2 separate regions of the Homo sapiens genome follow, and region 2 is linked to region 1. Evidence: read pairs that join two places in POLR2A ChIA-PET (ENCODE). Cell type or tissue: B cell. All regions are shown on one strand. Links, peaks and the distances in the headings refer to the core of each region. The heading gives the core; the rest is flanking DNA. Region 1 overlaps ZNF609 (zinc finger protein 609). Region 2 overlaps OAZ2 (ornithine decarboxylase antizyme 2).

Region 1 (15,670 bases), core at 7,671-15,670:
AGTACATAGTCTGCTTTAAGGCTTCTTATACATTTTTTCAGGATCCTAGATTAGAGTTAAGCCTTGTGAACCCAGAATAGACTTGGTAGTTTTGTTTTGTTTTTTTTTGTTTTTTTTTTGAGACGGAGTCTCACTCTCTGTCGCCCAGGCTGGAGTGTAGTGGCACACTCTCGGCTCACTGCAACCTCCACTTCCTGGGTTCAAGTGATTCCCCTGCCTCAGCCTCCCAAGTAGCTGGGATTACAGGCTAATTTTTGCATTTTTAGTAGAGACGGGGTTTTGCCATGTTGGCCAGGCTGGTCTCAAACTCCTGACCTCAAGTGTACCTCCCGCCTCGGACATACTCAGTATTTTGATTTGAAGTGAGGTGAGATAAAGCAAAATCCAGTGGAACTAGCCCTTACATAGTGCTGAGAATGTCTCAAAAACAAACAGACAAAAAAATTCTAGGTTACACTTGGGTCTTCTTAACAGTCCCACGGTTGAATCTAGTCAAGTAGGATCTTTGCAGTGCTTACTGAATTATCAACAGCCTAAAAAGAAATGGAATCTGCAGGAATTTAAAAATGCATCCAAGGTTTAAAGGGAGTGATAGGGAGAGAAGAGGAAAGAAAGAAGTAACACTGTAGGACAAGTAGGCAAAGAAACTAGGAATAATTGAGGCCATGACTCCTATACCTGTTCTCAGCAAGGTGGCTCAGTTCTACAGGGACCTCAGTGTCCTCCATTCCCCTCAGAGGCCAAGCATTCACAGCTTCTCTCTGAGCTGTAAGGACTTTTCTGTTTGAAGACAGTGTAGTTTGCTGGACAAAGAGACAGACAGAAGTACAAAATGTCGAGAGGCAGAAAAAAAAACCTAGAAGTCTGGAAGAATTTTTTAAAAAGTATCTGTATGTAGTTCTTATGATTAACTTGAGGACTGACTCGGTATCCTGGATCTTACAGATCTTCAGAGAATGATCTTTGCAGGAAATCTCTGTTACCTGAAGATGAAAAGGAATGTGAACCAACTCTGATCCCAATTCAGACCTTCGCCAACTGACAGTTCAGGTGAAGGCCCTCTGGGGTGACCAGAAAGCAAAGAAAAGATGAGTATATTATTGCTGAACAGTTCTCTTTCAGAAAAAGAGAATAAAATAAAGAAAGAGACCTAAGCCTTGAAATACAGTAAGTGGGAGAAAACCTGGTATTAAAAGTAGGATTAAAAATCTTACAGATTTAGACAACGAGACTGATCTCAAACCTGGTGAAAGCAGTATTTATTCTGAGTTGCAGAGAAGATTTAGAATTTTGGAAAGTACTTCGACACCATTCCTAAGTTCAAGCAATATTTTAATATCCTCTCTCTCTCTCTCTCTCTCTCTCTCTCTCTCTATATATATATATATATATATATTTTTTTTTTTTTTTTTTTTTTTTTTTGAGATGGAGTCTGGCTCTGTCACCCAGGCTGGAGTGCAGTGGTGCAATCTTGGCTCACTTCAAGGCCCGCCTCCTGGGTTCACGCCATTCTCCTGCCTCAGCCTCCCGAGTAGCTGGGACTACAGGCGCCCACCACTACACCCGGCTAATTTTTGTATTTTTAGTAGAGACAGGGTTTCACCATGTTAGCCAGGATGGTCTCCATCTCCTGACCTCGTGATCCGCCCGCCTCGGCCTCCTAAAGTGCTGGGATTACAGGCTTGAGCCACCGCACCCGGCTCCTCTAGATATATATTAAGATAGATCCAGAAATGACAATGACATAGATGCAAGCATTCCTTCATTCAAACAAATATATTTTTCTTTTTTTTGAGACAGCCTTGCTCTGTTGCCTGGGCCAGAGTGCAATGGTGCGATCTCGGCTCACTGCAACCTCCACCTCCGGGGTTCAAGTGATTATCCTGCCTCAGCCTCCCAAGTAGCTGGGATTACAGGTACACGCCACCATACCCAGCTTTTTTTTTGTATTTTTAGTAGAGATAGGGTTTCACTATGTGGGCCAGGCTGGTCTTGAACTCCTGACCTCAGGTGATAAACCACGCCTGGCCTCAAACAAGTATTTTTGACAGTCTACTACTATAGGTGTCAGATGCCACCTATGTTAAGTACCTTGGATACAATGATGAGCAAAACAGACTGCCTGATCTCAGAACTTCTAACACAGTAGAAAAGATACACATTAATAGAAAAATCATAAAAATGATAAACAAAGTTGCAAACTGTGATGTGTGCTATGAAATAAAGTATAGAGTACCTTAAGAGTACAAACTGGGCTGGGTGTGGTAGCTCACACCTGTAATCCCAGCACTTTGGGAGGTTGAGGCAGGTGGATCACAAGGTCAGGAGTTCAAGACCAGCGTGGCCAGCACGGTGAAACCCCATCTCTACTAAAAATACAAAAATGGACCAGGCGTGGTGGTATGTGCCTGTAGTCCCCACTACTCAGGAGGCTGAGAGAGAAGAATCGCTTGAACCTGGGAGGCAGAGGTTGCAGTGAGCCAAGATCGCACCACTGTACTCCAGCCTGGGTGACAGGGTGAGACTCCATCTCAAAAAAAAAAAAAAAAGTGTACGTAACAGGGGAACTTGGTAATAATAGGCTGCCTGTGACAACCTGACAGAGAGTCTTCCAGTGCAAACGATTTACAAAAAATAAAAAAAAATTATGTGTTAATTTTGCCCTGGCAGGAAGGGATCCTCAGATAAAAAGGTATTCATTGTCCTCAGGAGAGTGAAAGCATTAGCCTCACTCTCTCAAAGTTTTTGTTAGGTTCACATAAAAAAAGCATCTTGTTCTTGGAAAAGAGTCACCATCATAAAGGCAAGCAGAACAAACAGGCAGGAAATCGATTTATTCTATCTTCAATATACTGAGGTAAGAGGCCTTGAAGGTTGCTTGGTGGCACAGAGATATGGTCCGGATATGTCTGTCATTCCAACAGACTCTGTGACTGTTCAGACATTTGTCCATAAGCAGATGACATTTTAAAAATCAGATAGCCACTTTGTGATTTTCAGATTGTATATTGTATACACATATCCAGAGTCAACCTCTAGAGTTAAACTCTCTCTCTACCTTCTCTGCATCAGCTTCTACCACTCAGGCACACAATAAAACCTCATTAGCGACGTTATTCTGAAAGCTGAAGATGTATTACATTCCTAATGATGACACAGACAAGAATACAGAGTTCTTAACCTGTAACACATCAGCACCTATTGCACGGTAAACTTTAAATAAATACTGAATGACAACAAAATATTCAGGGGAACAGATTTTATTAGAATGACCAGAATGAAATGCCTGAATTTCTAGGGGCAGACTGACAAAATAGCTCTGTGATAATCAGAGATGATTAGCTGTGCTCCTCTGGGCCTCTAAACTCCTCAGAGTGAGGACAGTTTGAAAGTCTGTTTACTGATGCAGAGACATGATGGGACTGAGGCCCAGACTCTCTAACCACATATACTCTGACAAGGATTTGGATTCTTCAGAAAAAGAATATGCAAAAATCAAATTGCCACCAGATGTTACCAAAAGATCTGAAATACCCCATTAAGTCTCTTTACACTTCCTTCCATTTTTTCAGGTTCATAAATTTTCAAAACAGAATAGATTCCGTTCTCAGGGGCAAGTGGAACATGCAAGAAGTCTGGATGCCTTGGGCAACAGCAACCTACAGTGAGCCAACTGCTTAGTGGATGCCTGAAAACAAGACCATCTAAACATTTCCTATAAAATCTGTACCAAGTGACAGATACATGAAGCGGTGTGGGTGGCTGGGCAATGAGGCAATCAGTGGGAAGAGTGAACTGGCTGTACCTATAGGTGTTAAAAAAGGCAAGAGCTGCATATGCAATGAGCCAACATTAAGTGAATTTAAGAGTGACTATTCTCCATCCTCTTGACTCCCTCAGCTGCCCTTTTATTAATTTTTCTCTTCAGGCCTGACCTCAAATTTAATTTATAATCTAACTCTCCCATATAAAATATGGAGAGTACAGATACAGTTTGAATTACCTGGCCAATACCTATCACATGACTGCATATCATAAGTACCAGGATCAACACTGTTGAATACTATGAAGGGAAGAATCTCTAGAAGCTGGGAAATTTTGCTAAGTCTGCTAAAATCCTCTGTGTGGGTATCTCCCGCAGACTGTGGACACTTGAGACTCTAATAACCACTTGGTAATATTTACAACAATAAGTCCCTGGTGGCTCCCCTGCAGAAGCAGGTTGAGAAGGGAGGGGAAAGCCACATATCACACTTACCATCTTCTGTTTCCTGCCACACGATGCCTTCAAGGTTGACGCTAGTTCCAGGTTCACAGGGGCCCAAGCACTCAGGCTCTGTGGCCAGAGCCACATCACATGTGTTGACCCCAACTGATCGGGTACGAACCATGATCTGCTCACAGGGAGATGAGATGTCATTGTTGACCACTGGCACCAAAAGGTGTATTGGCAGCACTGCTGGTGTGGAAACAGGGGACTCCATCTGTGGAGGGAAGAAAAAGTAGTAGCTGAGTTGCAGGGAGAACATTTAGAGGAAATACCTTTTCTGTATTTAATCTAGTCCTATATCTATTCCTGCCAGAGTGCAGACGGCTATAAATAAGACTTTGGTTCTTCCTTTCAAGTTCTGGCTTATGATACCACTACAAATCTAGTGGTTTAGATGAGAACATCCTGTGCTAAGAGAAACTCTTATTAATGAGCGTATAATGATCTTCTTAATGATCTTCCTCATAAACTGCACTTGGCTAAAATGTTTTTTAAAAAGTTCTATTTTTTCCTCATCTCATTAAAAAGTCTCTAATGAAAGAGAATCAGGGCCAGATTTCAATAGTAACAGAGCACACAGACTGATGAGAAAGACAAGGCCCAGCATCTGAGGTATGTTTTGCTACCACCACTATGCTTCCTACCAATCTATCATTCAGCAAACAGTACATTAGTCTGGCATAAAATCCATGAATTTGGGTGGGGATAAAGAGAGGAAGAAATAGCCAAATCCTAGGAATGCCATGATTCCTAATGATCCTAGGTGCTTTAATACATCTTTGGCTAGAAGGAATAAAGTTATAGCAGGGCTGGGATTAACCTGGTGGGAATTTCTAACCCTTAGAAACTGTAACATGTAACAGTGGTTGTTTAATGAGAATGGCATCTTGGAATATAATTCTAACATCAAATTTATCTATAAGAAACAGGAGGTGCTGTTGCCACCCAGAAGCCAATCAACAGCAGTCTGAAGATGTTGTTGATTATGTACACATAGATAGAAATAGTCAAACATGGCTAGGCACGGTGGCTCACACTTGTAATCCCAGCACTTTGGGAGGCCGAGGTGGGCAGATCACCTGAGGTCAGGAGTTCGAGACCAGCCTGACTAACATGGTGAAACCCCATCTCTACTAAAAATACAAAAATTAGCCGGGCGTAGTGGTGGGCGCCTGTAATCCCAGCTATCCAGGAGGCTGAGGCAGCAGAATCGCTTGAACCTGGGAGGCAGAGGTTGCAGTGAGCTGAGATCGTCTCAAAAAAAAAAAAAAAAGAAAGAAGCAATTTGCTTCCAAAACCAGAAACTAGAACCTCTCACAAGAATGTAATTAGTTAGGTTCCAAGAAGAATGCAACCCATCTAGAGACAACATAAAAGTTGTGATGGGTCAGGTGCAATGGCTCATGCCTGTAGTCCTAATGTTTTGGGAGGCCTATGGAGGAAGATCACGTGTAGCCAAGAGTTCAAGACTAGCCTGGGTAACATAGCAAGACCCCACCTCTATAAAAAACAAAAATAAAAAAGGTATCTGTGTGTGGTGGCATATGCCTGTATTCTCAGCTACTCCAGAAGCGGAGGTGGGAGGACCACTTGAGCCCAGGAGGTTGAGGCTACAGTGAGCTATGATTGCACCACTGTACTCCAGTCTGGGTGACAGAGTGAAATCCTATCTCAAAAAAAAAAAAAAGAATGAAATGAAGTGGGCAGTGATCCTTTAACTCTTTAAATCCCAGAATTTATGAGGCTGACAAAGTCTATTATGCTCGAGTGATTGATGCCCCAATCCTGAATGAGCATAACGTCTTGCATATGCAAAGACACTCAATGCACACACTGGCTTATTTCCTCCGAAGATTAAGTATGATACTAATCAGCAGACCTAGAAAATGAGAGTCAAAGATTGGGACTTTCCCAATCCTTGGGACTCTTCCCTTTGTGAGGAATTCTTAGTCTAGGTCCTTTAATAGAGAGTCCTTTGTGAGGACTTCTTAGTCTAGGTCCTTTAATAGACTTCTTAGTCTAGTCCTTTAATAGAGACATTCAGAGAAGATCATACATGTATCCGTAAGCCAAGCTTCTAAATAGCTCTGCAACAAAACTCTGATTCTGGAATAATTTACTACATGACTATCACTCTATCTATAATCCATTTCCCTCCCACAACACACACAGAGACAAACACCTTCCTGGCCTTGAAAACTAGCCTATAGGCTGAGGTCTGGGTTCCGGATCCATTCTCCACAGTTGGCTCTGACTTCTTGGCTTAGAAAGTCATCACTATTTGTAGATCATCATTGTGAGTCCACAGAATGTTCATACACTGATTCTGATTAATTCTGGTCCCTGAAGAGCTGCCAAAACATCCTTGTCTGCTTGTCTCACACACACACCCCTTGTACTTCCCCAACTCCACCTTTTTCATGAAATGAAATGGAAGTAGAAGCCTGTATAATGAATCATCTACATTTATGATAAATGCCAAAAGGCATATTTGCTCTCTTGAAAACTGGGCATTTATAATTTAATTTCCCAACCTTCTTGGGATGTGGTAGATCCTGGAAAGATCTTTAAAATTTCCATGCACAGAAGTGAAGGTAAAAAACAACACAGAAAAAGTAAACTGGATCCTCCCTACTCACTCCTCTGCAGTGCTGGAACAAACTCTTGAGAGTCACTAGAGAGGGAAAGTTAGAGACAGAATATACAGATCATCTTTACTCTTGGCCTCACCTCTGTTTATCTATTCTTTCTCTTGGGGAAGAACTGTGACAGAAGCAGTTTCACAGCCTATATGTGTACTTCTTTTGCTTAGGGTTTGTTCCCTTTTTTATACTTTCTTCTACTCACAAGAGAAATTCCTGCAAGGTCCTACTGGACACAGACATTGGCCTAAACCTTCCAGGTCACCCCTGTGAACTTTCTGATTGCCTTGCTTGCACATGTCCTATTGCCAACCTGTTCCACAGCTCAGGCAGCAACCCTAGGCACAGAAGGAAGTTTACCCCAGGGAGACACCTATACACTTTCTCTCAGCCACTGAGGACAGCTCTTTTCTGGAAGTAGTTTAATTTCCTGCTAGGTTATTCAGTGCTCCTGGCAGGCTAGGAGAAACATATGCTAATACATTCTAGATAAAATGAAGTCCCCAGTTTTGCACCAAGAAATCCAGAAAACAACACCTAAAATGTAGGTTGGAAACATCACTGTTGCATTCAAGCAGTCTGCCAAATTATACCCTGCTATACAATAAGTGAAGAGAAGAAACTTCAGCTGAACTGATCACTAAGAATAACAGAACAGACTCATACACATGAGGAACTCATTAACAAGTATGCATCAAACTACCCTTACTGATTAGAGTTACTAGGCAGAGTTTGGCATCTCTGTTGTATGAAGATGACTTTATTTAATTACTTAGTTAATTAAAAGAGATGTTCAGGGATGGGGAGAAGCGACGAAATCCACCTATGGGTTTGAACTATTCATTTTCCATTTACTTTGCAACAGAAATCTAAGGAGAGATCACAGAGCAGCATAATAGTATTTAATTACAGCTCCAGCTCTGTTAATTACCATTTGGTCACATCTATAATCTAACATTAAGCCATAGTGCATAATAAGCTCTGTGATATTCATCTAATAACCTATGTGGCTTTACAGGATTTCATATTCTATTATTCACTGAAACAAAGATAGCTTCATTTATCACTTTCCAGGAGAAGATAACAATCAGAAAAAGGGGGCTGGGTGCAATGGCTCAAGCCTGTAGTCCCAGCACTTTGGGAGGCCAAGGCAGGAGGAGTGCTTGAGTCCAGGAGTTTGAGACCAGCCAGGGCAACATTGTGAGACCCTGTCTTTACAAAAAATTAAAAACAAAAACAAAAACAAAAACAACTAGCTGGGTGTGTTGGCACACACCTGCAGTCCTAGCTACTTGGGACGCTGAGGTAGGAGTGACACGGGTGTGCTGGGTAGAGAACGTGGTCCCTTTAAATGATACAGAAGGGGGTAAGGGAAGTGCTGGGTAGAGGAGGGCATGGTCCCTGGCTAGGGCTCCATCAGGGGCCTGTGTCCACGGACCTAGGTAGATAGGCATTTTTGTTTTCCCGCCCAAATGTTGGATTTCCCAAGACCACCCTGGCCTGCCACAGCCCCTCCCTGTGCCTATAAAAACTCCCCAGACCCTAGCAGGCAGACACACAAGCGGCTGGACTTCTAGAGGAACACATTGGCAGAAGAAGACACAGCGGCTGGACCTCGAGAGGGCGTTGAGAGGAGCATGCCGGCAGAAGAGCACACGTGGCGGAAGAGCACATGACAAATGCCAGCAGGCCGTGGAACGAAGCAGAGTTTGGCTGGGGCATTTGGAGAAGAGCCTGGGCCGCTGAGTAGCTGAACTCCAGGGGAAAACCATCTCCCTTCTGGCTCCCCAATCTGCTGAGCATTACTTTCACTCAATAAAACCTTACACTCATTCTCCAAGCCCACATTTGATCCAATTCTTCCAGTACACCAAGACAAGAACCTTGGGATACAGAAAGCCCTCTGTTCTTGTGATAAGGCAGGGGTCTAATTGAGCTAACACAAGCCGCCTAAGGACAGCTAAACTAAAAGAGCACCCTGTAACACACACCCACTGGGGCTTCAGATGTAAGCATTCACCCCTAGACACTGCCGGGGTTGGAGCCCCATAGCCTGCCCCTCTGTATGTTACCCTACAGGTCTGAGCAGCAGGGCAGTGAAGAAGTGAGCCACACTCCCATTGCACGCCCTGTGAGGGGGACAAGGGAACTTTTCCCATTTCAGGAGGAAAGTTTTGTCCCGGGGGTGAAGGCTGCAGTGAGCTGTGATCGTGCCACTGTACTCTAGCCTGTGCAACAGAGCAAGACCCTGTCTCAAAAAAGGAGAAAAAAAAATCAGAAAAGGACTCATTTTGCCATCTTTTCATATACCTAAAATATAAGAGCAGGGATTGTCAGGAAATTGGGGCCAAGAGGGAAAATAAGGTATAGGAATATTAAAAAGTTAAGGTCATTAGATGCCTTAATAACTACACCAACAAAAGTTAAGCTAATTCTCAGTCTTTGAAATGCTAAGAAGTGCCATCATGGCTCCTAGGGCTTAGCTTACTAGGGAGGTAAACAACAAAACAAAAGCTTGAAAAGAGACTTATAGAGAATTTAAAGAGGAGATCTCTGGAGTTTCCCAACACTTTATGTCCTTTATCTTTTAATACTTTTTGTTTGTTTGTTTGTTTTTTGAGATGGAGTTTCACTCTTGTTGCCCAGGCTGGAGTGCAATGGCGTGATCTCAGCTCACTACAACCTCTGCCTTCCAGATTCAGGCGATTCTCCTACCTCAGCCTCCCAAGTAGCTGGGATTACAGGCTCCCACCACCATGCCTGGCTAATTTTTCTATTTTTAGTAGAGACTGGGTTTTGTCATGTTGGCCAGGCTGGTCTCGAACTCCTGACCTCAGGTGATCCAACCGCCACAGCATCCCAAAGTGCTGGGATTACAGACATGCCTGGCGATAATTCTCTTTTCTTTGAGACAGGGTCTCGCTCTGTCGTCCAGGCTGGAGTGCAGGGGGTGATCATGGTTCACTGCAGCCTCAACCTCTCTGGCTCAAGCAATCCTCCCACCTCAGCCTCCCAAGTAGCTGGGACTACACGTGCACCACCATGCTAGGCTAATTTTTTTTTTTTTTTAATTTTTTGGCCGGGAATGGTGGCTGATGCCTGTGATCCTAGCACTTTGGGAGGCTGAAATGGGAGGACTGTTTGAGTCCAGGAGTTTGAGACTAGCCTGGGCAATACAGTGAAATTTTGTCTCCAAAAAAAACAAAAACAAAAACTTTGTAGAGACAAAGTCTCCCTACGTTGCCCATCCTAAAATGATACTTCTCAATTTACCTTTACATAGCAGTTTAAGGCCGGACGCAGTGGCTCACGCCTGTAATCCCAGCACTTTGGGAGGCTGAGGCAGGTGGATCACCTGAGGCCAGGAGTTCAAGACCAGCCTGGCCAACATGGTGAAACCCCATCTCTACTAAAAATAAAAAATTAGCCGGGCATGGTGGTGTGCACCTGTAATCCCAGCTACTTGGGAGACTGAGGCATGAGAATCACCTGAACCCGGGAGGTGGAGGTTGCAGTGAGCTGAGATTGCACAATTGTACTCCATCCTGGGCGACAGAGTGCAAAAAAAAAAAAAAAAAAAAAAAAAGCATGGTGGCTCACACCTGTAATCCCAGCACTTTGGGAGGCTGAGGCGGGTGGATCACAAGGTCAGGAGATCGAGACCATCCTGGCTAACACGGTGAAACCCCGTCTCTACTAGAAATACAAAAAATTAGCCGGGTGTGGTGGCGGGCGCCTGTAGTCCCAGCTACTCAGGAAGCTGAGGCAGGAGAATGGCGTGAACCTGGGAGGTGGAGCTTGCAGTGAGCCGAGATCACGCCACTGCACTCCAGCCTGGGCGACAGAGTGAGACTCCATCTCAAAAAAAAAAAAAAAAAAAAAAAGATATCAGTTTAATAACATATATAAGGATCTCAATGTTGGTAGGCAGATGACACAGAAATGGGGACTTGAGAGAATAGAGAAAGGCCAGAGTCATTCATCTCCCCACAAAGAGTAATTATAACTATATACCTACTTCAACTGCCTCTCACAGATGAGAGGCACTGATGGACAAAAATCTTCATGGCTGCAACATAACTTTACAGGTAGAAAATACACTGAAGGCCAAATGTGATGGTTTATACCTGTAATCCCAGCACTCTGGGAGGCCAAGGCGGGAGGATTGCTTGAGCTGAGGAGTTCTAGACCAGCCTGGGCAACATGGCAAAAGTCTATATTTACAAAAAATAAAAATGAGCTGGGCATGGTGGCACATCCCTATAGTCCCAGCTACTTGGGAGACTGAGGCAGGAGGATGAGGCAGCAGCTATGACTGCACCACTGCGCTTCAGCCTGAGCACCAAAATGAGAGACCCTATCTGAAAAAAAAAGAAATTCATTGAAGAGATATTTGAGATAGACCTTGCCTTTTCCCCTTCACAATGAGTCTTGTATCTTCACCTTCACAGACAAAAACGCAAGAAGGAAGTTAGTTCTACTGATAACAGCAGTAGTTCTAAGAAACTTTGTTTTATCCAAAAATAAAAAGGTAGTTGGGGATGTTGGTACATGAATGTTCAGATTTATTCAGAATTATCAGATAAGATTGTGTAGAAAGTAAGATGTCACTAGCTGGGCACAGTGGCTCACGCCTATAATCCCAGCACTTTAAGAGGCCGAGGCAGGTGGATCACCTGATGTCACGAGTTCAAGACCAGCCTGACCAACACGGCAAAACCCCGTCTCTACTATAAGTACAAAAATTAGCCAGGCATGGTGGTGCATGCCCATAATCCCAGCTACTCAGGAGGCTGAGGCAGGAGAATCGCTTGAACCCAGGAGGCAGAAGTTGTAGTGAGCCGAGATCGTGCTATTGCACTACAGCCTGGGCAACAAGAGTGAATCTCCATCTCAAAAAAAAAAAAAAAGGATGTCATCAAATACACTAAACATTATGTTGATAAGACGTTATCAAGACAGAGGCAGTAGCTCACACCTGTAATCCCAGCACTTTGGGAGGCCAAGGACAGAGGTTCACTTGAGCTCAGGAGTTTCAGACCAGCCTGGGCAACATAGAGAGATCTTGTCTCTACAAAAAATTCAAAAACTAGCCAGGCATGGTGGTGTGTACCTGTAGTCCTAGCTGCTCAGGAGGCTGAGATGAAAGAACTGCTTGAGAGGATGGGAGGATTGCAACCAGAAGGTTGAGGCTGCAGTGAGCCAAGGTACTACCACTGCACTCTAGCCTGGGCAATAGAATGAGATACTGTCTTCAAAACAAAACAAAACAAAACAAAACAGGCCAGGCCTGGTGGCTCACGCCTGTAATCCCAGCACTTTGGGAGGCCAAGGCAGGCAGATCACGAGGTCAGGAGTTTGAGACGAGCCTGGCCAACAGGGTGAAACCCCGTCACTATTGAAAATACAAAAATTAGCCGGGTGTGGTGGCGGGTGCCTGCAATCCCAGCTACTCAGGAGGCTGAGGCAGGGGAATCCCTTGAACCCGGGAGGCAGAGGTTGCAGTGAGTCGAGATTGTGCCCCTGCACTCCAACCTGGGTGACAGAACAAGACTCTGCCTAAAAAAAAAAAAAAAAAAAAAAAAAAAGCGAGATGTTATCTTTACCAATAATCCAAAAAGTGCTTCAAGATTTTACAGTGACTCAACATCAGTAATGTTAATAGTAATATAGGTATACAGGGCAGAGGGATTAAAATGAATACTCACTGATTCATGGATAAACATATAAATAATCCACCAAGGTATTATATAAAACTTAATTTGCTCACCAAATTCTTATTGTGGGTTATTTAAAAGAATGGCAAATAAAACCCCATTTATCTATTTATTAAGTTATTTATTTTTGTCTCTTGAAATACAGAAAAGGCCAGGCGCGGTGGCTCACGCCTGTAATGCCAGCACTTTGGGAGGCCGAGGCAGGCGATCACAAGGTCAGGAGATCAAGACCATCCTGGCTAACACGGTGAAACCCCATCTCTACTAAAAATAAAAATAAAAAAAATAGCCGGGCATTGTGGCAGTCGCCTGTATTCCCAGCTAGTCAGAGGCTGAGGCAGGGCAATGGCGTGAACCTGGGAGGCGGAGCTTGCAGTGAGCCAAGATCGCGCCACTGCACTCCAGCCTGGGCGACAGAGCAAGACTCCGTCTCAAAAAAAAAAAAAAGAAATACAGAAAAAAGGCTGGGCACATGGCTCACACCTGTAATCCCAGCACTTTGGGAGTCCAAGGTGGGCAGATCACTTGAGGCCAGGAGTTCGAGAGTAGCCCGGCCAACATGGTGAAACCCCGTCTCTACTAAAAATACAAAAAAAATTAGTCAGGCGTGGTGGTGGGTGCCTTTAATGCCAGCTACTTGGGAGGCACAAGAATCGCTTGAACCTGGGAGGCAGAGGTTGCAGTGAGCTGAGATTGCACCATTGCACTCCAGCCTGGGTGATAGAGCAAGACTGTCTCAAAACAAAAATCAGAAAAAAAAAAATCTTCAATTATTTGAACCACTTTCTGTTGACTGGAATTTTGAGACAAAATTCCATTCAATAAACAAGTTTAGGCCAGGCGGAGTGGCTCACGCCTGTAATCCCAGCACTTTGGGAGGCCAAGGTGGGAGGATCACGAGGTCAGGAGTTAGACCAGCCTGGCCAACATGGTGAAACCTTGTCTCTACTAAAAATACAAAAAATTAGCCGGGCATGGTGGCACATCCCTGTAGTCCCAGCTACTCGGGAGGCTGAGGCAGGAGAATCCCTTGAACCCGGCAGGCGGCGGCTGCAGTGAGCTGAGATCACACCACTGCACTCCAGCCTGTGCGACAGTGCAAGACTCCATCTCAAAAAATAAATAAATAAGTTTAAACAAGGATGATTTTTGCTTATTCTGAAAAATCAGCAATTCCTTGTCATGAGAGGCTAGCAGGTAGACATCATGGGATAATTAAGGATGGAAGGAGAAATCTGAATGCCTCCTTCCCACAAAGCTCTTGTCAGAATGCAACAGAATACCCTGAGTAAATCCCAAAACAACACAACATTTAACTATAAGTGGAGGAAATTCGGGTCCTTTTCTTTCTTCTTCTTCTTCGTTTTTTTTCTGAGACAGGGTCTCACTGTCTTCCAGGCTCATGTGATTATGGCTCACTGCAGCCTTGACCTCTCAGGCTCAAGCAATCCTCCCACCTCAGCCTCTCAAGTAGCTGGGACTACAGGTGCACGCCACCATGACTGGTTAACTGTTGTATTTTTTGTAGAGACAAGGTTTTGCCATGTTTCCCAGGCTGGTCTTGAAGTCCTGGGCTCAAGCAATCCACCACCTCAGCCTCCCAAAGTGCTGGGATTACAGGTGTGACCCACCATGCCTGGCCTCAGGTCCTTTTCTTTTCTGTGTTTTAGACAGAGTCTCACTCTGTTGCCCAGGCTGGAGTGCAGTGGCGTGATCTCGGCTCACTGCAACCTCCACTTCCTGGGTTCAAGTGATTCTCCTGCCTCAGCCTCCTGGGTAGCTGGGATTACAGACGCATGCCACCACACCTGGCTAATTTTTGTATTTTTAGTAGAGACAGAGTTTCACCATGTTGGCCAGGCTGGTCTCAAACTCCTGACCTCAAGTGAACCGCTGGCCTTGGCCTCCCAAAGTACTGGGATTACAGGCATGAGCCACCACGCCCGGCAGGTCCTTTTCAAACAGTAACTACACTTGGACCCTGCCTCTCCCCTGCCTTTGGAAAAGTAAATAAATAAATAAACAAAAATAAATTAAAAAAAAAAAAAAAAAAAGAGGCTCCTGGACTGCTGAGCTTCCAGATTTCACTTAGGCTGCCCTGAAAAAGAATTTGATTATAAATCTGGTTAATTTCCAAAATATCTTATAGCAGGAGGCAAGGAGGAAAAAGATAAAAAGACAGAGTAGCTGGCAACATAACCAGTCTTCAAACAGTTCTAAGAAGCTATATATAGGCCGGGCACAGTGGCTCACGCCTGTAATCCCAGCACTTTGGGAGGCTGAGGTGGGTGGATCACAAGGTCAGGAGATCAAGACCATCCTGGCTAACTCAGTGAAACCCCATCTCCACTAAAAATACAAAAAAAATTAACCGGGCGTGGTGGCGGGCACCTGTAGTCCCAGCTACTCGGGAGGCTGAGGCAGGAGAATGGCGTGAACCTGGGAGGCGGAGCTTGCAGTGAGCCGAGGTCGCGCCACTGCACTCCAGCCTGGGGGACAGAGGGGAATTCCGTCTCAAAAAAAAAAAGAAGCTATATATTCTATTATTCACAGAAGACTTAATGTAGTACTTAATTTTAACCAATCAGTACCTACTCAAGGTCAGCAGTGAAGGCTGTTCTATTGTGCACTAGAAAATGCAAGTACAGGCTGGGCACGGTGGCTCATGCCTGTAATCCCAGCACTTTGGGAGGCTGAGGTGGGCGGATCATGAGGTGAGGAGTTCAAGACCAGCCTGGCCAACATAGTGAAACCCCATCTCTACAAAAAATACAAAAAAAAATTAGCCGGGCATGGTGGCGGGAGCCTGTAATCTCAGCTACTCGGGAGGCTGAGGCAGAGAATTGCTTGAACCCGGGAGGCAGAGGTTGCAGTGAGCCAAGATTGCGCCACTGCACTCCAGCCTGGGCAACAAAGCAAAAGACTCCATCTCAAAAAAAAAAAAAGAAAAGAAAATTCAAGTACAGTGAACATTAAATTTTGTTTCTTTCTCTTTTGATTTTTGTTTGTTTTTGCTTTTGAACATATAATTTGAAGACTAC
Region 2 (15,281 bases), core at 4,307-12,306, 78 kb before region 1:
TCAATTTTCCTTTCTCTACATGCCTCTCTTTCTCCAAGACAACCCTTCTCACCTATCTCTCCCTCAAATTTTAATATATCCCATATTTCTGCCTCTGTTCTCTGAAACTGTTCCACAATTTCCTAATTCCCCGGAATTTTTAATCCTAGTTGCTCCTTATACATCAGAATGGCTTTCATTTACAATTTGGACCTAATTCTCTTCCTCATTTTTTCCCCAAACTTGTTGCTGTCCTGTCCAAACCGTGTCTGAAGCTCATTAGTTCCCCACACCAGACCTTTTGTCCCCAGATTTGGCCTTATGGCCTCTGCCTCTCACTTGGGCCTCATTATTTTGCAAGCAGATCCATTCCCTGTAAATCTTCCTTAAATTGGGCCATGTTCTATTCAGAATTAGACTAGTTCCTCTCAAATGCATTGCCTTCTTTATTGCTTTTCTTTGCATAGAGCCCTCTAACTGCCACTCAGGATTCCTCTCAAACTTGGGCACTCTTCTTACTGAAATAGTCTCTCAACTTTCCTTTCCCACTTGTTAACAGCACCAGCCTTAAATATTCCAACTGGGTTTTCAGCTTTTCTTGTATTTCAGTGTTTCTTACCCTGGCTTCACATTTGAGAAATCAGTCACTTGGGCCTTACCTTCAAAGATTGGTCTCATTGGCCTAGAGTGTCCTGATTATTAGCATATAGTTTTAAAGCTCCCCAGGTAATTCTTTATAATGCAAAGCTGGGGTTAAAAACCACAGCTTCCTTCCTGCAGCTTTTCCCATCCTATTCCTGTAGTGGGTGTCAGCCCTTTTCTACTGACAAAGGCCTAATTTTCTTCGAGGAATATTTTTTTTTTTTTTTTTTTTTGAGACAGGGTCTCACTCTGTGGCGCAGGCTGGAGTGCAGTGGTGCGATCTGGGCTCACTGCAACCTCTGCCTCCTGGGCTCAATTTCTTCAGGGATTTCTTAGTCTTTCTCTCTCAGGTGCTGTCCAGAAGTGCCCAAGATACAATACCTGCAACAGCTTCTGAAGTTCCTGTCTGTACTCAGTTCTCAGCCATTGGCCATTTTCTTCCCCCAAGTCTCAGACTCTTAACTGGTGCCCTCCCCCTCATTTCTTCTTTGCATGCAGGAAGAAAATTCACTCGCCGTTTGATAATTTGTTATGGTCTTATTTGACCTGTTATCCCTGCCTCCCATGTTCTCTTTACCCTACAACCCATCAGCTGTTAGAGTTTCCTTTTCCAAGACTCTCCATGTCCATCCCCTCTGCATTCCCCCCTTTCACTCCATCTTCTGTAACCCAGCCCCTCGGGAGCTGAGGAGGTGGAGGCGGATATAGACACGGAGAGTGCTGGATGCAAAGGTGTTACTTGTGGCAAAGGCGCCGTGTGTGCTGAGGATAGATGGCAGGTATGAGAGAGGGCAGGATGAAGCACAGGGGTGGAGGGGAGCAGAGAGACCTACAACAAAACCCACTCAAGGGGTATGTGAGATAGACTTTTTTTTCTGTTCTTTTTGTGTGTCTGTAGTGGGGGTTGGAAAGTGGGGTGGTCTCAGCAGTCATTCTCTGGAGTCCTCTGGACTGAGCTGGTCGAAATGCCGAGTCTTTTGTAGGCTGAGCCCTGAGAGTTGAGCAACTTGGAACCAACATGTAAGAGTCTTCACCAACTGTGAGGTTGAAAGACCTGAGTTCTGGCTGAGCCAGTGTGCTTACATGTGAAAAGAAGAGGGGGTTGGGTTAACTTGACTCGAAAATTCTTTCCAGCTTCCTAAGTGGCAAAACAGGCTTGCTTGTCTCCAGGGCCCTTGCTTAGCGTGTTGGTAATTTGAGGGGCCTGGCTGTATGAGAGGCAGGTGGAGAGAGGAGCCAACTGGCCTGCCAGGGCCTGGGTAGGAGCTAGGCCTTGGATCAGGCTCCTCCACTTGGCCTGGGGGTGGGGTGTTGTGTGCAGGGTGTCTGGTTTCTTTGAGTGATGGCAATCCCATTTCCATAGCGTGTTTCCTAGATTCCTTGGGCCTGCCCCTAACTTTCTAAAAGGAATCCTGGTAGAGTCCTAACTAGGGATTCTGATAAGAGCCGGATGTTCTTCCCAGTCAGTGTTCTCGAGTGTTTCATATCCATAGAGTGGGGAGCTGGCTGGGAATTTAGCTCCCATTGGGTGGGGGATGGGATTTTCAGCTTCCCTGGCTCCAGTGAAAAACTCAGGAGGTGGAGGCTTGGTTTCCTGGAAGAAATAGTTGCAGAGGAGCTGGCACTATGTTTTGAAAACAAGGCTCTTCCTTTCCAGTGTTATTCTGATTGGTACTTCCAAAATGTCAGAATTCCTGATGGTGGGGGAGGGAAGAAGATACAAGTACGAGCACCTTTATTATCCTTTTTGAACATGAGGTTTAAATCCAAGGAAATCAAGCTTCCTGGTCTTTTTCTCCCTGGATTTGTGGGGGCAGGGAGACAGTATCTGTCCAGGGCTTGCTTTGTACCTGTGACAGTACAGTATGTAGAGAAGCACTAGCCCTGGCTTGATAGTGATATTATTATCAATCTGTGCTGATGGGCTTTGAGGAGAAACATTTGGTTCTGCAGGTGGTTTTTTGGGGGAAGGGGGCAGGGCATAAGAACATATCAGAACTATCAGCATCTTCACTGAGTGGTTTCCTGGGTAATGGAATTTCTGTCTCTTCCTAAAGGGTCTGGTTTCAGTTATTCCTTATTTATTGACAATATGGCTTGTTGGGCATGGGGTGGTAGGGAGAGCCAGTTTTCCAATGATGTGCCTTCAAGGTCACTCTATGGTAGGAGGGTTGGGGGAGAGGAGAGAGGGGAGAGAGAGAGGAGAGAGTCAAAGAGGAGAGAGAGAGAGACAGACACAGACTCTCCTAGTATAGTCAGGAATCCCCCAAAATCAGAGCTATGCTTCAGAAAGCAGTGTGGGCTAATAATAGCAATTCCTCACTCTGCCAAGAAATCCAAATTTAGCCTCAGAGCTGCTCAAAAATATAAAAAAGGGGACTGAGGAGTGGGATAGAGGGATGTTACAAATGTGCATTTCTAGAAAAACAAAATGAGTAATTCATCCCTTTTTGAAAGAGTATGCAGTGTTGATTCAAGTTGGTGCCATGATTTAGAAGGTTATGAAGCCAAAGTTACAGACCAGGCCAGGCATGGTGGCTCACACCTGTAATCCCAGCACTTTGGGAGGCTGAGACGATTGCTTGAGCCCAGGAGTTCAAGACCAGCCTGGGCAACATAGTGAGATGCCCCATCTCTTAAAAAAAAAAAAAAAAGTTATAGACAAGAAAGGGACAAGTAGGCAGGCAAGAATTTTGTCACTTAAAGTGAACAAAACAGGTAGTGTCCGGTTAGCAGCAGTAGTGTAAAATGCTTTGTATAAGATAAACCTTAAGAAAATTTCTTAGTCCTTTGATACTATATAAACAATGATGTAATTCTGTCCTGGGAAGAGGCTGGCACTGTGTGATGACCTTACTCTGCAAACTAGATTGAGGTACTTAATATGTAAAAGTAAAGTCTTATATTAAAGCTTGATTACCTAGCTATCCACTCACCTCTGGTAGCATATGTGATTGTGCGTTCCTTTGGCATATGTACCAATATCAGCTGTGTGATAAGCAAACCCCAAAGGCACAGATATTCTAGCTATCACTATAACTGTGTTTCTTGTGGAGAATCAACCAAAACCCAATTTTGCTTTCAGCCTGTGATTCAGAGTGGTGATGTCATTTTCTTTATAATTGTGCTTAGCAAGAAGAGTCCCTGTGGAACGCAGAATAGCCCTAGTGAAATGACTTTTGCCTGGCATCTGCCCAGGGGCCCTTTCTCAGATGGAAGGGGCATCGGTAGCTGGAAATCAGCCTCTACAGCCACACTAGACTGGAGGTGGTCATCACCCTCTCACCTTTCTTACTTTCTATTTTGCTAAGTGATGGCACATCTTTTTGCGTAGGGATTAGTCATCAAAGACATTCCTAGTCTCAGAGTAAAAGCTACCTGTATGAGGGAAGTGAGGGCACCTTTGGGTGTTCTATGAGGCAGGGCCTGAGACAAGAATGGGTCAGAAGAGGTTGAGAGGGGGAAATGAATGTAGAACTGTGTTGGGAATGTGGTTTTCATGTCTTCAATTGATACCAAAAGGTAGCTAATACCAAGGCCATCTGACTTTCTCTGACAGGTAATAGAAACCAGAGAGAAAGGGTGCAGAATTGAATGAGCGAAGGAGGCTACTGATTCAAGTGAAACATGATCAGAAGTATATTAAGGAGAATTTGAATTCAAGTATTTTTTAGATGTAGCTAAGTGGAAGTTACTCACAGAATTACTTTTATATGGAATCTCTTCTCTGTGTACTCTGTACTCTTTTGGTAGCCATCTGTGGGGGATTGCTTTCAGGACCTTCCCCTTACCAAAATCCAAGGGTCCATTATATAAAATAGTGTAGTATTTACATATAACCTACATATATCTTCCCATATACTTTAAATTATCTCTAGATTACTTATAATGCATAACACAATGTAAATGCTATGTAAATAGTTTTAGTGCTCTTTTTATTTGTACTTTTTTTTATTATGCTGTTGTTTATTTTTTTCCTGAGTATTTTTGATCCATGGTTGGTCAAATCCACGAATGTGGAACCTGTGGATATAGAGGACCAACTGTATGTAAATCAAAACTGACTAAAGACAGCTGGAAGTAATTTTTTTTTTTTTTTTTTTGAGGCAGAGTCTCGCTCTTTTGCCAGGCTGGAGTGCAGTGGTGCAGTCTTGGCTCACTGCAACCTCTGCCTCCCGTGTTCAAGCGATTCTGCTGCCTCAGCCTCCCAAGTAGCTGGGACTACGGGCGTGTACCACCACGCCCAGCTAATTTTTGTATTTTTAGTAGAGACGGGGTTTCATCATGTTGGCCAGGATGGTCTTGATCTCCTGACTTTGTGATCTGCCTGCCTCTGCCTTCCAAAGTGCTGGGATTACAGGCGTGAGCCACTGCGCCCGGCTGGAAGTGATTCTTTAACAGAAGATCCTTTACTTTTATCAAGAGACTTAAGGTTAATTCTAAATAGTAAGTACCCTAGAGATTTAGAAATAGCATTTGAATTATAAAAATTTTATTTACCATCATCATTGCCCAGCTGTACATCTGCTGCATACGCTGCCTGTCTGTAGTCAGTGTGTGAAATTGTAACCTGCTAAGGGCATTTCAGACAACAGTTTCACAGACACTTTAAATTAGAGGCAGCAGGATGTGATATGTTAGTAGCACTCATATGTATTCTGAGGAGTGTTTCCAAGGGCATGTCCTATCACTGAGAAAATAAAAGGCACTAACAGATTGGCTCTAATCTTCCATCTCTCTTCCGAATTGCCTTGTATGCTGGATACCTGACACCTTAGTTTCTGGCATGGGATATATGTATTTTTTTCTCTTCCAAAGCAGGACCAGCCCAGCTGGATGTTTGGGTTCGGTCTGATACATTTGATTTTCCTTAATCAGCCTGATCTTTTCAGCCTCTGAAAAGGACTGAGATTCTTTTTTTTTTTTTTTGAGACAGTCTCGCTCTGTCACCCAGGCTGGAGTGCAGTGGCACGATCTCAGCTCACTGCAACCTCCGCCTCCCTGGTTCAAGCAATTCTCCTACCTCAGCCTCCCAAAGTGCTGGGATTACAGGGATGAGCCACCATGCCCAGCCTGTTTCTTAAATCATCCTTTAGGTGGTTGAGATTAAACAATGCCTGCCCTCAAGTGGTGTGACCAGGAGGTGAGGAAGGATTGGAAAAAGCTGGGGATAGGAGCCAGTTAGAAACAAGACTAAACTGAATATGAAACCCAACCTGGTTTGGATCTTATGATAGGAAGACTTGTGTTTAGAAGTCACTGTCTGTTGTGCTTAAATTCTTCCAGGATTCATTATTCCTAATGAGCTTGGTGGCGTAGCTTCAATACCATTTGAACACTAAAGCCATTATCAGAAGAGAAGGCCATTACTGGGTAATTTCATGCCCCTTAATGTCTTTAACTACCACATACGTACCCATCCCCCTTCCTTTCTCACTTCAGAAATGACAGGTTTTTTGGAAGAGAAGCAATTTGCCATTCACAGCAAGTAACTAATAACAGATGCTTTATGTGGACGATGAAGATAATTATTGTGATCTACTGTCTACTAAACTTATCGCAAACCCCAGCTGTTTCTTTTAGGGAACTGGAACTAGTTCCCAGAGTGGGGGCTTGAAACACCCCTCCACCCCCACTCACACACACACTTGCTTATCTGCGCAGATTTATGGGGGAGGAGCAGAGAGCCTCCAGGATCCTTGTATGTGAGAATGGGGAAGTAAATGACATGTTACCATGGCGTAGATATCTTGCGTTTATTTGAAGAGGAGAGAGATCAGGAAACCAGAAATATCACAAGCCCCACTGCTAAATATGACTAGCTTAAAGAAAGAAATATCACAAGCTCATAGATTAGTGCTGGACACAGGGCAGGCAGGCTCCAGGGATTACTTCTAGGAAGACAAAGGGTATTATGGTCTAAAAAAAAATCCTCACTTTATTCTTGTCTTTTCAGTGAGTTGGCCCATTGCTTCTGCTGTTTGCAAGTAAAAATTAGCTAAGAATCAAGATGGTAGTTGGGATGCAGGGCAGAGGTTGAATGCAGCTCGCTCATCTAAAGACCATTTGAGGAATAATTCCTTTGGAAGTAGGAGCCTGGCACCAGAATTCTAGAATTGCAAGGGCTTGGTGATTGATAGGGTTATTTTGTGAACCTAATTAATTCTCTGTATACAAGATGATAATCTGTCTATCCCAGAGGGGTTTGCCCCATCTTTGGGTAGCTCCACTGACCAATAGAAGCAAACCAGCTTTCTCCCGTGGTCCAGCCCTCCTTATGCCCCTGCAGGAACCTCAGCACAGAGAAGTGATCATTGGGGAATGAGAACGGAATCATATGATGTGGTGCATGTGTGTGCATTTGCTTGGGGAAACTCCCCTCACCAAACTCTTGTCTTATTTTTTCTAGTCTGGACACTGTTATTCTGCCCCTTAACACATTGGAAGGGGGAATCACAATAGCTCATTGTCCCCAGCAGAAAATAACTCCTGTCCTTGAAAACAGTAGCATAGTCCTCTGTTAAGCCCTTTCTGTTTTTTTGTTTGTTTTTGTTTTTTTGAGACAGAGTTTTGCTCTTGTTGCTCCGGCTGGAGTGCAGTGGCGTGGTCTTGGCTCACTGCAACCTCCACCTCCCGGGTTCAAGCGATTCTCCTGCTTCGGCCTCCTTAGTAGTTGGGACTACAGGCACGCTCCACCACACCCGGCTAATTTTTGTGTTTTCAGTAGAGACGGGGTTTCACCATGTTGGCCAAGCTGGTCTCAAACTCCTGACCTCAGGTGATCCATCCACTTTGGCCTCCCAAACTGCTGGGATTACAGGCGTGAGCCACCACGCCTGGCCGTTTTTGTTTTGAGCTGAAGTTTCGCTCTGTCATCCAGGCTGGAGTGCAGTGGCACAATCTTGGCTCACTGCAGCCTCCACCTCCCAGGTTCAAGTGATTCTCCTGCATCAGCCTCCTGAGTAGGTGGGTCTACAGGTGCACACCACCACACCCGGCTAATTTTTTTGTATTTTTAGTAGAGATGGGGTTTCACCATATTGGCCAGGCTGCTCTCAAACTCCTGACTTCAAGTGATCCACCCGTCTCTGTCTCCCAAAGTGTTGGGATTACAGGCATGAGCCACTGCGCCCAGTTCAGCCTTTTCTGTTAACAGCTGTTGATGAGGCCGAGAGTGGAGGAGGTGAGGATGACCTGAGGTTTTCCAGAGGAGGGAAGAGGTAGATATGTGGTTACACCCCTAGATTTTTTTTTTTTTTTTTTGGGGGGGAGGAATCTGGCTCTGTCACCCAGGCTAGAGTGTAGTGGCACAATCTCGGCTAACTGCAGCCTCCACCTCCTGGGTTCAAGAAATTCTTCTGCCTCAGGCTTTTGAGTACCTGGCATTACAGGCACCTGCCACCACGCCCGGCTAATTTTTGTACTTTTAGTAGAGGTGGGGTTTCGCCATGTTGGCCAGGCTGGTCTTGAACTCCTGAGCTCAAGTGATCCTCCCTCCTCGGCCTCCCAAAGTGCACCCCTAGATACTGATGCTGCTCCTCACCCATGGACACTTCCCTGGGAAATCCATTTCTCAAAGAAATTTCCAAGTATACTTGTAGGCCCCCAGTTGAAATCTTTGAGAGAACAGACCCTAGGAGCTGAGCAGTGACGGGTTTGGACTTGCATTTTCAGCTGGAGTGCAGATACAGTTCTGCTAATAGGACTGCCCCTTTGGTTACTGTACCATTGCCATGTTAGGTGTGAATTCAGTTTTGTTGCTCTTCATTTAGAAGAATCCAAAATTGGCATGCCATGCTATATAAAGCAAAGGACAGTGTGAAGAATAGTTACCTCACACCGTTTTACAATGGCTTTCAGGGAAAAAAAAGCCCTGACTTACAGCATTTGGGGACTTTCGCAGTGTAAATACTCCTCCTTTGGCCAATTCAGGCTACCAACATGACATCATTAAACACATATTTGGCAAGAGATGTGCACGATTGTGTGAGCTGGCCCCAGCACACCACTGCAATACCCGCTAAATGTATCCAGTGCATTCCAGCTGCTCTGAGGCTGATGTGTGGTGGCTGGGGAACAGGCCTGTTGCTGAGTCGTGGTGTGTACACACACACACAATTTACCTCCTTCTCTGTTTCACTTGCCCTTGGCCTAGGGAATGAACTACATCTCAGTCTAAGGAACCACTAAATTGGATTCAAAGACAGTTGAGCAGATCTACAGCCCTGTTGGGTCCATCCGAAAATCAAGGTGGCCAGTAAGGTGACAGCTCTTTTAGGAGCCTTTTACCTGCTATAATCTGTCTGATTATTGGATTCTTTACTCAGGTCATAGCACGTATCCTCCTCTCCCAGCACATAGCCTGCACCCAGCACATCTGAGTGTGTGTTCTGACCACATCACTATTATGTGACCTCCCACGCTCAGGTCACGAAAGGATCAGCAAAGAAGGGCAAGAAGGCCCAGCATTTGGTGCATACCAGGGGCAAATCAGACATCACAGTATTCTATGTACTATTGTGTACCTCTGCTCTGGGAGCCAAATCCCTGGATTTAGTTTTATTCTTAACCATTGAGGGATTTGGTTAAATGATTTCTCACTCCAGCTGGGTGTGGTGGCTCATGCCTGTAATCCCAGCACTTTGGGAGGCTGAGGCCAGCGGATCACTGGAGGTCAGGAGTTCCAGACCAGCCTGACCAACATGGTGAAACCCTGTCTCTACTAAAAAATACAAAATTAGCCAGGCGTGGTGGCGCATGCCTGTAATCCCAGCTACTTGGGAGGCTGAGGCAGGAGAATCACTTGAACCTGGGAGGCAGAGGTTGCAGTGAGCCAAGTGCGTACCACTGCACTCCAGCCTGGGAAACGAGTGAAACTCTGTCTCAAAAAAAAAAAAAAAAAAAAAAAGTTTCTCACCCCAGTTCCTTTGCTCAGAAGGGGGATGGGGCCATCACTGGGGAAGTAGCCTTGAGAGTTCCTCAGGAACAGGGTACCCAGACCATATGACTTCCCCTCTCCAGCCTGTAACTGTGGGCCTTTTTGATTCTGCCACATAGGTGGTTGAGGCACCATAGGGAAATGAAAAGAGACTGGCACAGGGTTTGAGGCTTGGCAGGTAAGCCAGGACCTGGTGATTTCCAAGGTCTGCCCAGTGCCACAGTGATTTGTTAGAAGATTGCTAGGTGCTCCTCCGGTCAAATAAACCCAGCTGGAGTCCCTTGGCCCTCCTGAGACTTCCTCCCCATGACTTTGCAACACGGTGGGTTCCCCTTAAGACAGCAGCGTAGTTCTGGAAGCTGAAGCCCACAGGACTGGGGCAGCTGGGAGCGTTCATAAGCCTTCCCTTGTTTAGAGAGAGCCAGGATGGGGTGGGGGTGGGATTTGAGTTATATCTTTACATCTTGGCCGGGCGCAGTGGCTCACGCCTATAGTCCTAGCACTTCGGGAGGCTGAGGTGGGTGGATCATGAGGTCGGGAGTTCGAGACCAGCCTGGCCAACATGGTGAAACCCCATCTCTACTAAAAATAGAAAAATTAGCTGGGCATGGTGGCGTGCACCTGAAATCCCAGCTGCTCGGGAGGCTGAGACAGGAGAATCGCTTGAGCTTGGGAGGTGGAGGTTGCAGTGAGCCGAGATCGTGCCACTGCACTCCAGCCTGGGCGACAGAGCGAGACTCCGCCTCAAAAAAAAAAAAAATCGTCAAGTCTTGGTGTTTACTGTCTCACCCTCTCTGTCTCTTGCAGTAGTATTTTGCCTTTGAGTAACTGTCCCCAGCTCCAGTGCTGCAGGCACATTGTTCCAGGGCCTCTGTGGTGCTCCTGATGCCCCTCACCCACTGTCGAAGATCCCCGGTGGGCGAGGGGGCGGCAGGGATCCTTCTCTCTCAGCTCTAATATATAAGGTAAGGAGGACCCTGGGATGGAAGGCTGGGGTTGGAGCTTTCTCAGACTCCACTGTGCTGCTGCTCAAGGGGAATAATCACTTTCTTAGTCTTCTGGCTCTTAGCCTAGGCCAGTGGGGGGACTGTGAAGGACTCTTTCAGCTGAGGCTGTTGCATGGCTTATTGGGAATACTAGAGGAGAGATATCAGCACCATTTGTTGCCTTTTAATCTGCTGTAATTGAGGCCCAGAAGTTAGTTTAGCTTCTCACTAAGACTGGGATGGAAGGTTAGCAAGGCAGCTGAATTCTGGGCTTTTGAGATTGTGCCCAAGGGAGATAACACGGACCCTGCAGTCCACTTGGAATCAGACTTTGGCTGACTGGGGCTCCAGCCAAACCCTCATACATACCCTCATTTGTTTTTGGTATTTCCCTTTCTGACAGGGAAGGAAAAGAACATGGTGTTGGGGGAAAGCGTGGGCTTTCGAGTCAGGGAGACCTGGGTTTGAATCTCATCTCTGCCATTCACTGTCTTTGGAGCCTTGGGTCAGTTGCTTCATTATTCTCAGACTTAAAGTGGAGTTGTTAATTACCATCTCAAGTGCTTGTCATGATGATAAAGGTAATATATGGGACAGCACTTTGTACTTGGCACCTAGTGGACAATTTAGGTAAATATTTCCCTTTCTGTTTTGCTAGCTTTTACCACCATCAACTGGTCTTAGTGCCTGGTGAGTGACAGCTCCTTTTAGCCATCATGAAGCTCTGCGTTTTCAGCATGGCCTCTATCCCACGCTACCCTGACACTGGCCTAAGGGGACTCCCAGCATCGCCTAGATTAGGGAGTGGATGATATGGCCAGAAGCAGTAGTGACCTGGTCCTCTGCCCTGCTTTCCTTCCCAGGACGAGAAGCTCACTGTGACCCAGGACCTCCCTGTGAATGATGGAAAACCTCACATCGTCCACTTCCAGTATGAGGTCACCGAGGTGAAGGTCTCTTCTTGGGATGCAGTCCTGTCCAGCCAGAGCCTGTTTGTAGAAATCCCAGATGGATTATTAGCTGATGGGAGCAAAGAAGGGTAAAGAGCCAAATGCTGGGGAGGGAAAGGAGGTCCCATTCCAGAGAAGAGTATATGTTTACTGTGGGTAACAGAATTGTAGGGGAGTCTGTGCCTTCTCCCTTAGCTCTAGACTCCCCAAGCAGATACCGTTTTGTAACAGGTTATTTTTAGCCAGTAAGACAGGCCTGCTCTAGGTTATAATTAAAGCAGATTGTTATCACATTAACCAAATGCCTGCCGGTTAATCGCCCCATGGTTCACTCTGACACTAAATCCCCCTGTAGCTACACAGTACTGTAGTTTAAAAGGCTAGGAAGCAAAAAGAAGTACTTAGGCCCATCACCACCTTCCTAGACCTCCCTCCCATTCACACCCCACCCAGGAAGCTCAGAGGTAAGTGGGATTTCATTGGATTGGGCAAAGACCCTCCAAGCAGCCAAGATGGGTAAGAAATGTCCTGAGGACAGAGTTCCTGAGTGGTCCCAGCCTCTTGAGAAAATCCTTTTAGGCAGTGTTAGAGCCCAGAGTGTCCCTCTCAGTGGCAGGTGATCATATCAGACTTGGCAATCTGTGGGACACCTGAAGAACTGGGTTTTCTTTCTAGGCCCCAGACTCTGTCTTGTGGACAGCATTAGTTAAGATGGGTAGTGTTACTTTCAGATCTCCTATTGCAGGAAGAGAAAAGTTAGTAACATTTTTCTCAGGCGCTGTGGCTTTTTTTTTTTTTTTTTCCAAAATTCAAGGCTCTTGGGGTCTTGACATAGGAATCTTCCTCCTGGAGCTTCTGAATTTTTTTTTTTTTTGAGATGGAGGCTCACTCTGTCGCCCAGGCTGGAGTGGAGTGGTGCGATCTCGGCTCACTGCAAGCTCCGTCTCCCAGGTTCATGCCATTCTCCTGCCTCAGCCTCCCGAGTAGCTGGGACTACAGGCGCCCACCACCACGCCCGGCTAGTTTTTTGTATTTTTAGTAGAGATGGGGTTTCACCGTGTTAGCCAGGATGGTCTTGATCTCCTGACCTCGTGATCCACCTGCCTCGGCCTCCCAAAGTGCTGGGATTACAGGTGTGAGCCACTGTGCCCAGCCCAGAGCTTCTGTATTTATATTGCTGGTTGTAGGCCTCAGAAAAGCCTTTGGGTTGGTAGGGGTGGGGGTGGGGTGTGAATGGGAGGGAGGTCTAGGAAGGTGGTGATGGGCCTAAGTACTTCTCTTTGCTTCCTGCAGATTGTTAGCACTGCTAGAGTTTGCTGAAGAGAAGATGAAAGTGAACTATGTCTTCATCTGCTTCAGGAAGGGCCGAGAAGACAGAGGTGAGGAGTCAGAGTGGCCTGAGCCTTACAGCCCAGACAGTGGGGCCTGGGGGAGAGAAGGGAGCACCTCCAGGATGAGGTGGGACTCTTGAATTTGCCTTTCAAACCCTGGGAAATCATGGCAGGAGGGCAAGTGCCTGAAGGGCTCGTAAAAGCCTAGTGCTTATTTGTTCCATCTTTGTTTGGGGTTTTGATTTCAGCCTACCATTGTGTTTCTCATCAGACTTTTTTACACTCTGTCTTCTGCAGCTCCACTCCTGAAGACCTTCAGCTTCTTGGGCTTTGAGATTGTACGTCCAGGCCATCCCTGTGTCCCCTCTCGGCCAGATGTGATGTTCATGGTTTATCCCCTGGACCAGAACTTGTCCGATGAGGACTAATAGTCATAGAGGATGCTTTACCCAAGAGCCACAGTGGGGGAAGAGGGGAAGTTAGGCAGCCCTGGGACAGACGAGAGGGCTCCTCGCTGTCTAGGGAAGGACACTGAGGGGCTCAGGGTGAGGGTTGCCTATTGTGTTCTCGGAGTTGACTCGTTGAAATTGTTTTCCATAAAGAACAGTATAAACATATTATTCACATGTAATCACCAATAGTAAATGAAGATGTTTATGAACTGGCATTAGAAGCTTTCTAAACTGCGCTGTGTGATGTGTTCTATCTAGCCTAGGGGAGGACATTGCCTAGAGGGGGAGGGACTGTCTGGGTTCAGGGGCATGGCCTGGAGGGCTGGTGGGCAGCACTGTCAGGCTCAGGTTTCCCTGCTGTTGGCTTTCTGTTTTGGTTATTAAGACTTGTGTATTTTCTTTCTTTGCTTCCTGTCACCCCAGGGGCTCCTGAGTATAGGCTTTTCAGTCCCTGGGCAGTGTCCTTGAGTTGTTTTTTGACACTCTTACCTGGGCTTCTCTGTGTGCATTTGCGTCTGGCCTGGAGTAAGCAGGTCCGACCCCTCCTTCTTTACAGCTTAGTGTTATTCTGGCATTTGGTTAAGCTGGCTTAATCTGTTTAATGTTATCAGTACATTTTAAATAGGGGCATTGAAATTTACTCCCACCACCAGGGCTTTTTTGGGGGATGCCTGGGCCTTTAAAACACTAGCCAAACTCTAATTAATTCTCAAATCACTGCCAGGAGTTCTTGCTCCTGGCTGCAGGCCCAGGCCCCAAGGTCTCCTTCTTGGGGTCACAAACAGCAGTAAGGAAGAGGAATATATAGCAACTCAGGGCCTGGGAATTGTGGGGCAATCCGTTCTTAGGGACTGGATACTTCTGGCTGGCTGAGTATAGTACTAGCTGCCTCCCCACCAGGTTCCGAGTAGTGTCTGAGACTCTGCTCTGCAGGGCCTAGGGTAGCGCTGGGAGTGTAGAAGTGGCCTGCCCTTAACTGTTTTCACTAAACAGCTTTTTCTAAGGGGAGAGCAAGGGGGAGAGATCTAGATTGGGTGAGGGGGACGGGGATGTCAGGGAGGCAAGTGTGTTGTGTTACTGTGTCAATAAACTGATTTAAAGTTGTGGTTGGTCTATTCTTTATTTCTGAACTAGGACCAACTCCCTACCAAACTGTTTTGACTCCAGAGCCTAATAAATAGAGGTGTGGTGCGTGCTCCTTGGGAAAAAAACTGCAGTGTAGGAGGGCAGATAAACTGGCTGAGGTCTCTCTCTGGGGCCATATTACACTGTGAAATGCGGGGTTGCTAGGAGTCTGAGACTTACTGCCAGAGCCCCCTGGAGAGAGATGTGTACATATCAGCTTCATCTAGGAGAGGCTATACCCAAGATCCAATCTGCTCTTAGCTCTTCCTTTTCTGTAAAAGGCTGGGGAGGTTGGGTCCTGATACTGGGTTTTGGCTTTTGCATGGAGCTCCTGACATTCCCATTCCTGAGGTCTTTGAAGGATGCAGCACACACCTTCCCTGTTCTAGTTTTCCCCTTTTGGAGCTCAGTGTCCTAAGGTGTGGCTTCCAGTCCCCCACACCACAGCCTGATGAATAAGCTCTCAGTGGTACCAAGGGGGCTGGAATCCTCTTCACCACAGTTTTTTTAATTTCTCAAGGATTTACTGGCACTTTTTTTCTTTTGCTTCTGTTTTGCCAATTGAAGGGCATGTTCTTCCACCTACATTTTTGCAACTGTCTACTGTTAAGCTGTGGCTCTCACATTGCTCTTTATGGAGCCTGCTTGTGTTTTCACTGTGGGCCAAGTCATTTATCTTGGACTCTAACTTGTATTCATTAAAAGTAATGAGCTCGAATCCCAAGTTTTTTTTTGTTTTTGTTTTTTTCATGGAATCTCGCTCTGTCGCCCAGGCTGGAGTGCAGTGGTGTAATCTCAGCTCACTGCAACCTCCGCCTCCTGGGTTCAGGTGATTATCCTGTCTCAGCCTCCTGAGTAGCTGGGATTACAGATGCCCA

What was found. Peaks named below come from ENCODE experiments on the same cell type or tissue, not always from the same donor. Only the 100,000 strongest peaks of a DNase experiment are listed, where the experiment ranks them.
Region 2: POLR2A ChIA-PET joins it to region 1 with 10 read pairs; 6 of 35 experiments call an interaction of 5 or more read pairs at or near these places.

The regions. Positions count from the first base shown.
Region 1 is chr15:64,611,641-64,627,310 of GRCh38, reverse strand. ZNF609 (zinc finger protein 609) reads right to left here. Exons shown (of 10, transcript NM_015042.2): 3 at 4,259-4,484. It overlaps LOC101930091 (a long non-coding RNA gene), which reads left to right. Exons shown (of 5, transcript XR_007064678.1): 3 at 946-1,050. Among named protein-coding and RNA genes, the nearest start is that of OAZ2, 84 kb to the left of the region's middle. RefSeq lists enhancers at 4,583-4,662, 9,092-9,684. In B cell, for the core only: no CTCF peak of the experiment used is centred there; no DNase peak of the experiment used is centred there.
Region 2 is chr15:64,686,677-64,701,957 of GRCh38, reverse strand. OAZ2 (ornithine decarboxylase antizyme 2) reads left to right here. Exons shown (of 5, transcript NM_002537.3): 2 at 10,367-10,524; 3 at 11,409-11,584; 4 at 12,789-12,874; 5 at 13,124-14,384. The coding sequence ends at 13,254. Among named protein-coding and RNA genes, the nearest start is that of OAZ2, 9.0 kb to the left of the region's middle. RefSeq lists enhancers at 720-1,557, 1,558-2,394. In B cell, for the core only: a CTCF peak has its summit at 11,174; a DNase peak (open chromatin) is centred at 6,277; H3K4me3 peaks cover 591 bases; H3K27ac peaks cover 4,137 bases.